Linked DNA regions of Homo sapiens: all the other regions are linked to region 3. A link is a loop called in an ENCODE intact Hi-C map of the cell type or tissue named here. Cell type or tissue: PC-9. All regions are shown on one strand. Region 1 overlaps PRLR (prolactin receptor). Region 2 overlaps PRLR (prolactin receptor). Region 3 has its middle 180 kb from the start of RAI14-DT.

Evidence for each region. Hi-C counts contacts between places; a loop is a spot of excess contacts. Peaks named below come from ENCODE experiments on the same cell type or tissue, not always from the same donor. Only the 100,000 strongest peaks of a DNase experiment are listed, where the experiment ranks them.
Region 1: a loop joins it to region 3, with 9 times the contacts of the local background. A loop is called at or near these places in 5 of 110 quality-filtered maps.
Region 2: a loop joins it to region 3, with 5 times the contacts of the local background. A loop is called at or near these places in 2 of 110 quality-filtered maps.

Annotation. Positions count from the first base shown.
Region 1 is chr5:35,200,563-35,204,562 of GRCh38, forward strand. All of the region lies in intron 1 of PRLR (prolactin receptor), which reads right to left. Among named protein-coding and RNA genes, the nearest start is that of PRLR, 28 kb to the right of the region's middle. RefSeq lists a silencer at 1,885-2,179. In PC-9, a CTCF peak has its summit at 1,951 (motif pointing left); no DNase peak of the experiment used is centred here; H3K27me3 peaks cover 473 bases.
Region 2 is chr5:35,088,327-35,092,326 of GRCh38, forward strand. It overlaps PRLR (prolactin receptor), which reads right to left. Exons shown (of 10, transcript NM_000949.7): 3 at 1,225-1,337. The coding sequence starts at 1,294. Among named protein-coding and RNA genes, the nearest start is that of AGXT2, 42 kb to the left of the region's middle. RefSeq lists an enhancer at 1,146-1,647. In PC-9, CTCF peaks have their summits at 1,547 and 1,750; a DNase peak (open chromatin) is centred at 1,545; H3K27me3 peaks cover 3,141 bases.
Region 3 is chr5:34,473,008-34,477,007 of GRCh38, forward strand. No RefSeq gene overlaps it. Among named protein-coding and RNA genes, the nearest start is that of RAI14-DT, 180 kb to the right of the region's middle. In PC-9, a CTCF peak has its summit at 1,674 (motif pointing right); a DNase peak (open chromatin) is centred at 1,734.

The DNA of each region.
Region 1 (4,000 bases), 730 kb after region 3:
GAACAAGGCTTTTCTTAACCAAGCTGTCCTGGCAGCTGAGGAAGGAGTATGGGATTGAAGGAAGAGCCTAGGGTTTCTGGGTATTGGTATGAGGTGTCAGGACACTAGGGATGTAGTTTCAGTCCTAACACTAAGAATGGTACCATGTCTTTATATAGGGCTTTCCAGGTCAGAGAGACCCTACATACGCCTGGCCTGACTGAATCTTCCCCTGTAAGATATCAGGCCAAATAGCACCAGTCCCATTTTATAAATATCCAACAGTTTAAAGAGTTAACAGACTTTGCGAAGATCACACAGATGAACGGAGGCAGGGTTAGAATTCAAACCCAGATCTTTCCTTTACAGAGTACTTCATCTGCAGATTGTTCATCCTTCTTGCTCAGGACTCTATTCATAAGGCTCTACTTTTTCCTTCCAATTTTTAGTTGTATGGAACTAGAAAATTATTTGGCTTAACACACAAGTTCTGTGGTAAATTCTGTTTCTACCAAGCTGTGTAACTTTGGGCAAGTCACTTAAGCCCCCAGAACCTTAACATCTTCATTAAATGGTGACAATAAAGATAGTACTCAAAATTATGAAGATTAGAAGCAATAATGCATGCAGAGTTGTTATTATGGTATATGCACTGGTTCTAGCCTTTGGAGTAACTCCTCCCCCTCCCCCTTCACAATAAATCTTTGATGTTGAAATTCCAACAAATATTGATGTCTAGTAAGGGATTTGAGGGCTATAGCTTTTAAAACATAGTATATTTGCAAAACCACAACATTCAAGTGATGTTGTGAGAGTACGTTTATTATTTGTGTGTCCAAGGAAAATGATATTTTACCCCTTTGGTAAGTGTAAAGTAAGAAGACAGCCTTAAGGCCTGTTTGGATGTTATGAATATCAATGCATCTAAAGAAACACTTGCAGGACCTGTCTGTCCTGCTGTGACTTCATCCTACATGCCAATGTCTTTTCCATTTTCTCCATGAAGACTTAAAACAAAACAACCAATATTTACCAGGCACATCATAATTCTCTTAGATTTACAGCCATTAACTTGGATAGTAAGCACAATTGCAATCTTTGGAGCATCTCAGAGATCTCGGTCAAATCCTTTAATATTTTTGCAGATACTTTTAGTTCTCTTCTCTTCTCTTCTCCTCTCCTCTTTTCTTCTGTTCTTTTTCTTTCCCTTAATAGGGTGAGGCTGCTTGGTTCCAGATATCTGGTCTCAAATTCCCATAAATTGGTAAAGAAAAAAGTATTTAGAGACAGGATGGGATGAATTCCTTTCACTCCTTGACCCCAAAACCTCTGTTATCATGGATATTAATTTTTCAGTTTCAGACTTGGCAATTTATCAAACCTATTCTGGAAGGGAATCTTTACTCACCAATACCAACGTAAGTAGAATGCAGACAAATGCATAAAGACCTCTAGATAAAGAGAGGCTAAATTGTTGTAGTTAGGACTAGTGACTCTGGAGCCAAATTGTCTGGGATCACCTAACTAGCTGTGTGACCTTGGACAAGTTACTCAAGTTCTTTATACTTCAGTTTCCTTATCTGTGAGATGGAGATGATAATAAGAGAACCTACCAATTGCTTCTTACAGGAAATTTACATATTTCCATTGAGAGATCTTTGATCAAATTCAGTGTGGTGTCCACTAGCATTTGGAAGGATAAGTGCAATCTAGCAGAGAAAAAACATGACCTTTGAGTCAAGAGACCTGAGTCAAGTCCTCTACCTGATTCACGGATCAAACCGTTCAGCACAGTATTCAAGGCTTTTTACAATTTGACACCAACCTACATTTTCAGCCATGCTTGCTGTCACTTCTTCTCCTTGTGATTTGGTCATCAAACTATTTGCAATTGCCCAAAATATCAGGGATGTACAACTTACCCTCAGTCCGTCCGTACTGTCTCTCAGAATCCCCTCCCTACTCTCTGCCTACTTGTTCATTAACTGCTCCCCCTTCTGGCCATGGCTGCATTTTGTCTGTCTCCTCCACTAGACTGTGCTTAGGGAGACCAGAGAATACTCACCTTTTCATATTGGTGCCTGGTATACAGACTGGCACATAGTGGGTGAGCAACAGCTATTTTTAAGTAACTAAAAGATTAAATTAGTGTCTTTTAGTTAAGTCTCTTAAGAATGGTGACCATAATATGTCTCCTTTCTACTTTAAAAAAATATGTGAGGGCATCTGAAAGTAAAGTAATAATATACTTTATTGCCAGTAATATAATGACTCACTAAAGACATGAATGTAATTTAGCCTTAGGCCATTCTTACATTCCTTTGAAAGCCTGGAAAAACGTTCAAGTGGCAATTACTTGATGTGTCCCTGAAAATACCAGTGCAAATTCCTTTGTTAATAGAGTATCTGTCCTCTGACAATCAAATAGGGACGTGTTGCAAAGTGAGCCCCCCATTGGCCTTGTTCTTAGACAGGTTGTAAATCCCTGAAGACTTCTCATAGTCAGCTGTGTCTGGGTAAATCTTGTTCCCATAGGACACTGGGGAGAAGAGAATGTCTGAGCTGGCCATTTCCTCCAACTGGCTCTGAAAGGAACACCAATTACCAGTCCACCTTGTTGACATGTTACCTCAAATGCTTTCTTGTTTGAGAACAATTCTTTCAGAAAGACTGAGCTGTCCTTTTCTATAGGCAGTAGAGAAGTGGATGGATTCTTATGCCATAGAACTTAGGATCTTGGCAAAATATGGCTAAACTCCTTTAGGTACCTTTAAATATCTGGTTATGCCAAGGGTGATAGTGGCTACAGCAGATGTCTTGCTCAGCAGAACATTGTGTTGAGTGTGTAATTAGAAAGACCAACTGGATGGAAGAAAAGAGACAAGGAACCAAGATTTCTTGAGCTTTCTATCATGGCCAGGGAAAGATAGTTGGAATTATTACCCTGAATTTGAAATCATCACAGGAAGGCAGACATCATTCTTTGTGCCAGAACTTTGGACCCAATGTCATTCTTCCTATCTGTGGCCTGAAGGAGAGGGGTAGAGAAACCTACTTAATGAAACTCCAGTGGTTGGAGGTGTTAATACAGATCTGATGGGTCTCTGTGCTCATCGAAGACTGCTTTGCTAGTAACTTGTCAAACATCCATTACAAAGCAATAATTCATAGGAAAGAAGCAAAGTATTAATAAGAATTATTTCTTGAATATGGTTTACTAGTAGCAAAGCTCCCCTTTTCATTTAGTGGGAAAGCATGAGAATTTTGAGCCATTACCAAAAGCTCAGCATTGCTATACTAAATATTTAGGTAGTTGAGCTTTCCCTCATTGAACCATTCTCTTTGTTTGGTAACCTTGGTGTTGCAAATCAAGATCGAGAAAGTCGGATTGATTTTTTGAGGGTCACAGTAGTCACCAAAAAACAAAAACAAAAACAAACCCAACAACAAAAACAACACAGCTCTAATTTTTATTGGTGGTAACAAGAAAAAATCATTGTGGGAGGGACATGTGTGTTTCTTAGAAATATTGTTGTATGGGACAATGTTTTCATGGTACTTAAAGGAATGTGTATTTCAAAGGCTAATTGTGTGAAACTTTTCTCTCAAAAGAAGATCAGAATGTTGCGCCGTTGTATTCCAGCCTGGGTGACAAGAGTAAAATTTCTGTCTCAAAAAAAAAAATAATAAATAAAATGAAAAAAAAAACATAAAAACACACACAAGAAGATCAGAATGTAATGTTATCTTACTCTTGAGTTGGAAAGTATCCTGGCCTGAGAGTATATAATACTCAAGTGAGAAGTTGAGATGTTTAGCTATGCCTTGCATCTTATGATGAGGATGGGGATGGGCCGCTTTCCTAAGGGAGCAGGGCTTTGGGATTTCTAATAAGCAGCAGAGGGTACTTACAGGATGCCTTAAGAGCTGTGCTGAAGATTCAGCCTTAGTGTCTGGGTTATTTAGCATTATTCTTCAAAGACACTCCTACCTTACCAATCCTATTACCCCAGTGGAATAA
Region 2 (4,000 bases), 620 kb after region 3:
GAATGCAAGTTTTTGTTTTGCTTTGCTTTTGTCATGAGTGGGGAGAAGTGTGTGAAGTAGAAAGAAAAGTTTATTTAAAAAGTTTAAAGCCTATGGTTCCATAATGAGCACACTCGGAAGCCAATTAGGGTGATCATTGATTTCTTGAGTATTTAGTTTCTCTTGTGGGTCATTCTGACCTCTGCTTTCCCCTTTTTCTCTCTCTGAAAGCTTCTCTTTCTTATTTTACTGTTTATTAATAGTACCTTCAGGAAGCTCAAGAGAGGAGGGTAGATTTGTAAAATTACAATTAGACAAATGTTTCCTTCATCTGCATTAGAGGAACAAGTTAACATTAATGGACTTTCTCAATGCACAGAAACACGGAGAAAACCACACAGGAACCACATATACAGGTATGTAGATGCCCACACAGAGCCCGCATCAAAAGTACACACACCACACACACACACAAAAATATACACAGGTGCATACTCATGGAAGTACATACTTGTATGCACACAGGTACCTGCAGAGAAGTGTGCACATACGGATATACACAGAACACACACAGACATACATAAAAGTATATACATACAGGTTCAGACAGAGAGACATTTGAAATCAGGTCCATATAGAAAAGTTAATATATACACAGGTACATATAGAAGTCTGCACACCCAGAAATGCACATGGGTTGACATACAGAAGTGTATAGTCACAGGCACCCACCCTCTCATTTAGCTGTGGACTTCATTTCTCCTGTTAGCACAGATAATAGAGTCGGCTGTACCTGCTTCCCGCCATGTAACAGCAACCTCTTATATCCCATTATGGTTTTTTAAAGAGTTTTCATATACATTATTTCATCTGCAGTAGAGGAAACATCACTGTCCTCACTTTGAGAATTTGGAAACCCAGAGAGTTAGGTAATTGGCTCTAGGTCACACAGCTAGAAACTGGCAGGACCTGGATTAGAACTCAGGTCCTGTCTTCTTCAGAGCTGTTTCATTACACTCCTGAAATGAGGACAAAAGGCAGAGAGCACAGTGACAAGATTTTGCATTAATTGCATTAATTTTTCTGCATTAACTTTAATGCAAAATATTGCAAATAATTTAACAGCAGCACATAACACAGCATTTTCATTTTTCATAATGGCATTGCAAGAAGACTGCATGGACTCTCCACCCTGTTGACAAACACCCCAGGCAATGAAAGAGAGCGTGATAGCCTCTTACTTACCATTCAGAAGGCAGGTGTTGAGAAAAAGTAGCAGAGTGAAAACGGTTGCAGATGCCACATTTTCCTTCATGTTGGCTGCCTTCTCTTGCTGCAGGAAATGTATCAGAAGTTCACTGGAAGAGAAGGTAGCAGGTAACTTTTGTGAAATGGCAGTCTGGTCAGGCACATCCACCACTTTATTCTGGGTATTTGCAACTGATTGTTGCTCCTTGCTTAATGTGAATGACAAAATAGGAGGAAAGGAATGTAGGAAAATGTAACAGGGTTGGATGGCTTGGCACAGAAACATCAATTCACACACGCTGGGAAAATTTCCACCACCAGAGGTCCTCAGATGACAAGGTAGAGAGTTCAAGGGGCAGCAAGGCAGTCAGTTCCTTTGCACACACCCCAGAGAAAAATTGTTCTCTTTCCACCCCATAGCCACCTAACAATATATCATCCATCTTATGTAACATAGATTGTATGTCCTATGGGAGAATCCTACGAGGGCTCTTGCTCTGGTCCATCAGCCAAAAATTGTCCAGGCTGAAAAGTCAGTACCCTCAGTACAATCTCAACATAACCATGCTGATTCCACCAAATTAGGGAGGCTTTGAAGGTTCAAGCTGAGAAGGTTCTGGAAGTCTTCTGGGTTATATGCATTACCGCAAAGCGAACCACACAATGCACTCTAGTGAACCTCCACGTGGTTTCTTTCTCCTGTTTGGAAAGCCCCATAAACAAAAGGTAATAAATTCTGGTAATAATTTAAATTCCTTGGGTTCAGAGTATTAAGTAAATTCTGAACCTGCAGGGGTTGGGAGTTTGGAATAATTTATTATTAATACTAATATTATTACCCTTGGAACAACGTTCAAAGCCTCTAAATGGCCTTGTAAGAAAAAAGGATTTTTAAAGACATTTGGAAAAAAAGGCTCATTAGTCTTGTTGGACTTCAAACAACTGAGAAAACAATAGATTTAATGAACTAAGTGTAAATTCTTAGAAATGCACGGCCTAAATTTCTCTTTAAATTTTTATTGTTTCATTTTGTTGTTGTTGTTGTTGTTGTTGTTTTAATCAAGGGAAGAACATTCAGGATCAAAGCTGCCGATCTTGGGACATTTGAAACGTCTGAGTGTGTTTGATGAGCCCCTGAAAGACCAGCTTTTGCTACTGCTCCTTGTGGGACGTACTCAGACATGGAGAAACGATAGCAACAGTAGAGGTTTGGGCACCCAGGTACCATCAATTAGCTCTTTTTTTTTTTTTTTTTTTTTTTTTTTTTTTTTTTTTGAGACAGAGTCTCGCTCTTTCGCCCAGGCTGGAGTGCAGTGGCGCGATCTGGGCTCACTGCAAGCTCCGCTTACTGGATTCACGCCATTCTCCTGCCTCGGCCTCCCGAGTAGCTGGGACTACAGGAGCCCCCCACGATGCCCGGCTAATTTTTTTTGTATTTTTAGTAGAGACGGGGTTTCACCGTGTTAGCCAGGATGGTCTCGCTCTCCTGAACTCGTGATCCACCTGCCTCGGCCTCCCAAAGTGTTGGGATTACAGGCGTGAGCCACCGTGCCCGGCCAAGTAGCTCTTTCATAATGAGGCTCCAGCTTCAGTAAAGGATCCCGGTCCAGTGGTGGATCCTGTGAGGTGACCCGTATTTTGTTCTTTTGGGGACCTTCTACCTGCTCCTACAAGATTCCTTCCAAGCAAATGCCCTCCCAGGGTGCACTTTCTAAATCACCCACTGCATCTCACCCCTGAGGGTCATCTAATTAAAATCAAGTGGTTAAAGACTCCTACTGGGTTTAAAATAATGCCTAACACTTCTGGAGCATCTATTATGGGCAGGCACTGGGGAAAGTTAAGTACCTTAATCATGTAAATTTCATTTTGTCATCACAACAGCCCCGTGAGCAGCTACAGGTTTTAACAGATGAGCAAATGGAAGTACAGAGATTTAGTAGATTGTCAGTCAAATGCCCATGGGGGAAAGATACTTGGGAAACCTGAGAGCCACTGAGAGATCATCCTGACTTGTGGAAAGTCTGTGATGGGGGTGCAATTATTCCCCCTCTGTGGGAGAGACGGTGGAGACAACAGCCACTGACCCACAGTGAGCAACATCAAGCCTTGGGTGAGTGTGGCATTCTGAGTAGGGGCAGGAGAGCCAGAGCCGAGAGAGGCCTTCTCAGCTACTGCCCTACTTACGCCCAAGGACCTTAAATACTGTTGATCTCATGAATCCAGCCTCATTAGGTACATATAGCCCCAAATAGTTCTTTATCCTGCTGATCTGGTGATCTCAGCCTGGCTTAGAGATGAGAGTCTATCCACTGGCTGAAGACTTTCTATAATATCCCTTTATTGAGACTTCCTTTCTCTTTTGGGCGTTGCACTAACATGCTTAAGATCAACATGCTATAAATCAGACCTTCCTGGTGAGGTTGGGTGCTATCTAGAGAGCTTTGTCGAAGCAGGGCTCCATGCGTTTTGCAAAAGAAACTCTGGGATGGGAAGCAGAGTGGGTCAGGCAGCAGTAGATATTAGATATTGTCATCTGCTTACATGTTCTCATGTGCTAGTACAGGATCAAAGAAACTCTCCTAAATAAAGTTTTCCTATAATAATGTCTTCAGGAAGTATTCTATGAATGAAAAAAAGCTTCCCTTTGGGATTTCCTGAGACACATCCTGGAATCTAGTTACTATTATGCACTTTCTAATGCCTAAAACCCCCATGCCAGGGAATTAGACATACTCACAGTGGTGTCACGGTTGTGTTTCAACAGTGATTT
Region 3 (4,000 bases):
GAAGCATTCCCTTTGAAAACCAGCACAAGACAAGGATGCCCTCTCTCACCACCCCTTTTCAACATAGTGTTGGAAGTTCTGGCCAGAGCAATCAGTCAACAGAAAGAAATAAAGCGTATCAAATAGGAAGAGAGGAAGTCAAATTGTCTCCGTTTGCAGATGACATGATTGTATATTTAGAAAACCCCATCTTCTCAGCCTAAAAACTTAAGCTGATGAACAACTTCAGCAAAGTCTCAGGATACAAAATCAATGAGCAAAAATCACAAGCATTCCTATACACCAATAACAGACAAACAGAGAGTCAAATCATGAGTGAACTCCCATTCACAATTGCTTCAAAGAGAATAAAATACCTAGGAATACAACTTACAAGGGATGTGAAGGACCTCTTCAAGGAGAACTACAAACCACTGCTCAAGAAAATAAGAGAGAATACAAACAAATGGAAAAAGAATTCCATGTTCATAGATAGGAAGACTCAATATAATGAAAATGGCCATACTGCCCAAAGTAATTTATAGATTCAATGCTATTCCCATCAAGCTACTATTGACTTTCTTCACAGAACTAGATAAAACTGCTTTAAACTTCATATGGAACCAAAAAAGAGCCTGTATAGCCAAGACAATCCTAAGCAAAAAGAACAAAGCTGGAGGCATCATGCTACCTGACTTCAAACTATACTACAAGGCTACAGTAGCCAAAACAGCAACTGGTACTGGTACCAAAACAGAGATGTAGACCAATGGAACAAAACGGAGGCCTCAGAAATAACACCACACATCTACAATTGAGGGACATTCTGGCTATTACTCCTCAAAACTGGCTAAATACCTGGCTATTACTCCTCAAAACTGCTGTCATGAAATCTCTCACAGACTAGAGGAAACTGAGGGAACATGAGGACAGAATGAGATGTGCTGTCCTGAGTGGGATCCTGGAACAGAAAAAGGACATTAGTTGAAAAACTAGTGATATTAAAATACAGTCTGGATTTTGACAATAATGTGGAAATGCTAGTCTCTTAGTTTTGACAAACGTATCATGGTAATGTGAGATTTTAACCTAGAGGAACCTGGGTGAGGTGTGTATGGGAACTCTGTATCACTTTATAACTTTATTTATTTATTATTCATTTATTAATTTTTTTTTGAGACAGAGTCTCACTCTGTTGCCCAGGCTGGAGTGGAGTGGCATGATCTCGGCTCACTGCAACTTCTGTCTCCCAGGTTCCAGCGATTCTCATGCCTCAGCTTCCCAAGTAGCTGGGATTACAGGCCTGGGCTACCACACCCGGTTAATTTATTGTATTTTTAGTAGAGATGGGGTTTCACCATGTTGGCCAGGCTCGAACTCCTGACCTCAGGTGATCTGCCCGCCTCGGCCTCCCAAAGTGCTGGGATACAGGCGTGAGCCACTGCGCCTGGCCACTTTACAACTTTAACATAAATCTAAAATTATTCTGAAATTTAATAAAATTACAATGCTACCCTGTTGCTTCACCTCCCAAATTCTAGCCCGTTTTAGAACTGTTTGTAGGCTGTAGAATCTCTCATATCTGCATTATATTATGTACTATATTTCTGCTATATTGAATTTCTCCGGAGAAGAGCAAAATACAGAATACCAAACCTCTCAAAGCTGTGTGCAAGTGCTGTTACATAGTATGACCACTAGATGGAGATCGTGTCCAGGTGGCTAAAACTTAGGCTTCCTTGACCAAGCAATGTCTTGGAGCAGAGTTCACAACCAAATCTCTTTTCTGAAATAATGCAATAGGCATGAATCTCAAGTCTCCAGATTCTAGGATGTAAGAAATACTAAAGGTCTTTGTTTTCTATAAATCCGCTTGTGTACTACTTCAGGAGCCAAAGAAAATGAAACTTCCGTCCTTCTTGGGGCAATTCTCTCTTCCATTTAACCCCAGGGAAATGAAAGGTGTCAATGTTCAGGGTTTTACCAATGAACTAGGAGCCCCTGCTGGCACTGGTTACCTGTTCTCAATGAGGACCACTGAGATGCTGAGACAGGAGATAGAAAGAAATTATTTAGGCAGATAGTGAGGGTAAAAAAGTCCTCAGCAAGGCTTCCCTTTTAACAAAAAGCAGCCCAAGAAAGCATTTTTTTCTAACAAAGAGCAGCCTGAAAATCTAGCTGCGAACATAGATAAGCAAGCTGGAAGCTTGCACGGGTGAATGCCGGCAGCTATGCCAATAGAAAAGGGCTACCTGGAAGCCAGGTATGTTCAACATGGAGGCTCCATCTTCCCTTTTCTTTGTCACCACGTGTACAGTAAAGAAATAGGCAACATGGCGCTGGCCAGGTAGAGAATTATTTGCATAATAAAAGATTAGCGTGGGGTCAGCAAGCTTTTTGGGCCCTATGCAAATGGCATACCTAGCCCTAACCAGTTTTTCGCACCTTATGCAAATGACACTAGTCCCACCAATCATTCGTACCCTATGTAAATCACACACTGTCTCCTCAAGCTCATCTATAAAACCCTCTGCATTTCACCACAGAACCGAAAAACCTGTTCAGGACCCCTATCTTCGCAACAGAGAGAGCTATTCTCTTTCTTTCGCCTACTAAACTTCCGCTAAGCTCACTCTTTATCCCCTTCCTAGTTTTCTGCCGCCGTGAGACAACAAATCTCAGGTATTTACCCCAGACAATGATGTTAATTCAATGTTCATTGTTCCTGCTCCCATGACCTCATCTGGCCTACGGCTGTCTTGCTTTAGTGTCAGGTTTGGAACCTGAGCACCTTGGCAAGGTTGGGGACCAAGGAACATAGGACAGGCCTCTCTGCTGTCCTTCTGGGTCCTTTCACATCCTCAGAGCACTCTTAGGACCCAAGGCACAGATGTCTTCTCCTCCCAGCACCCCAGGACTACTCTTTTGTTTATGCTGGCCTTGCGTCCCTCTCTTCCTCTTCAGGCTGCCCTCCAAGGCCCTCTCTTTCATTCACCTCTGTCCATCTAAAGGAAAAAATGGAGGCAGAATTGACATAAGTAGAGAGTTTATTTGGGCCAAGTTTGAGCACTGCAACCAAGGGGCAGAGACCCAAGTTGCCCTGAATCTATGCTCCCATTAACAGCAGTTACAAGTGGGTTTTTAAAGGAAGTGGGTTTTTAAAGCAGTTCCTAAGTTGCTTACCAAGAACTTACATTAAAATAACGTAAGCTATTGATGGGCTGTAGAATGTTCTTTGTGTCACAAATTTCAGAAACATAAAGACAATGGGTGAGGCAGCTCTTTGCTAGTTTTCTTTTCTGACATCAAACTCTATTCTCCTCAATGGATTTAAGCATCCATAAACAAATGTTAAGAGGAGATGGTTTGAAAGCAATACCTGCTTTCAACCTGCTATAAACCTTCCCTAAAGCAAAGAAGTACCAGCTGCTATTTTCCACAAAAGAAATAAAATGTAAACTCAAAATTCTTCAGTAAGTACCCTGTCACACCATGGAGGCACACCTCTGTGACCAGCTCATAATGGATGCCTCTATACCACCGTTTCCTATGCAAATAGGAAATAATAAAATAATAAAAATATTTAAAAATAATAAAAGCTGCTACTTGCTAGAAAATGCCTTCCTTTGTTACCTTCTCTCTGGATACCAACTCTGTGATAGACCTCAATAAGGATGAGGAGTGTCAACTCCCACAGAACAGATTGGTTGGGAAGTAACTGATCCCTGGATCGCTGCCTACGGTGGCCCTGCTTATGCAGACAGGTGGCAAAGTGAACCTTCCACAACCCTTGCTTCAGTTCATCTTAGTGAATAACCATTGAGCTTTTCCATAGGTAGAACAAACAAACGACCACTGTGATCACTGTCTAAGATTTACCCCCTGACCGTAAGGAGCTTATGCTTTCAGGGGAAGATGCATCCTTAATTGTGAGAAGGATCATGGTGTGGGTTCTCCAGTTCCACAATGACAGGTTATGTTATAGGAAGGGAAAGGTGATGCATCCCGTTGTCTTAAGAGT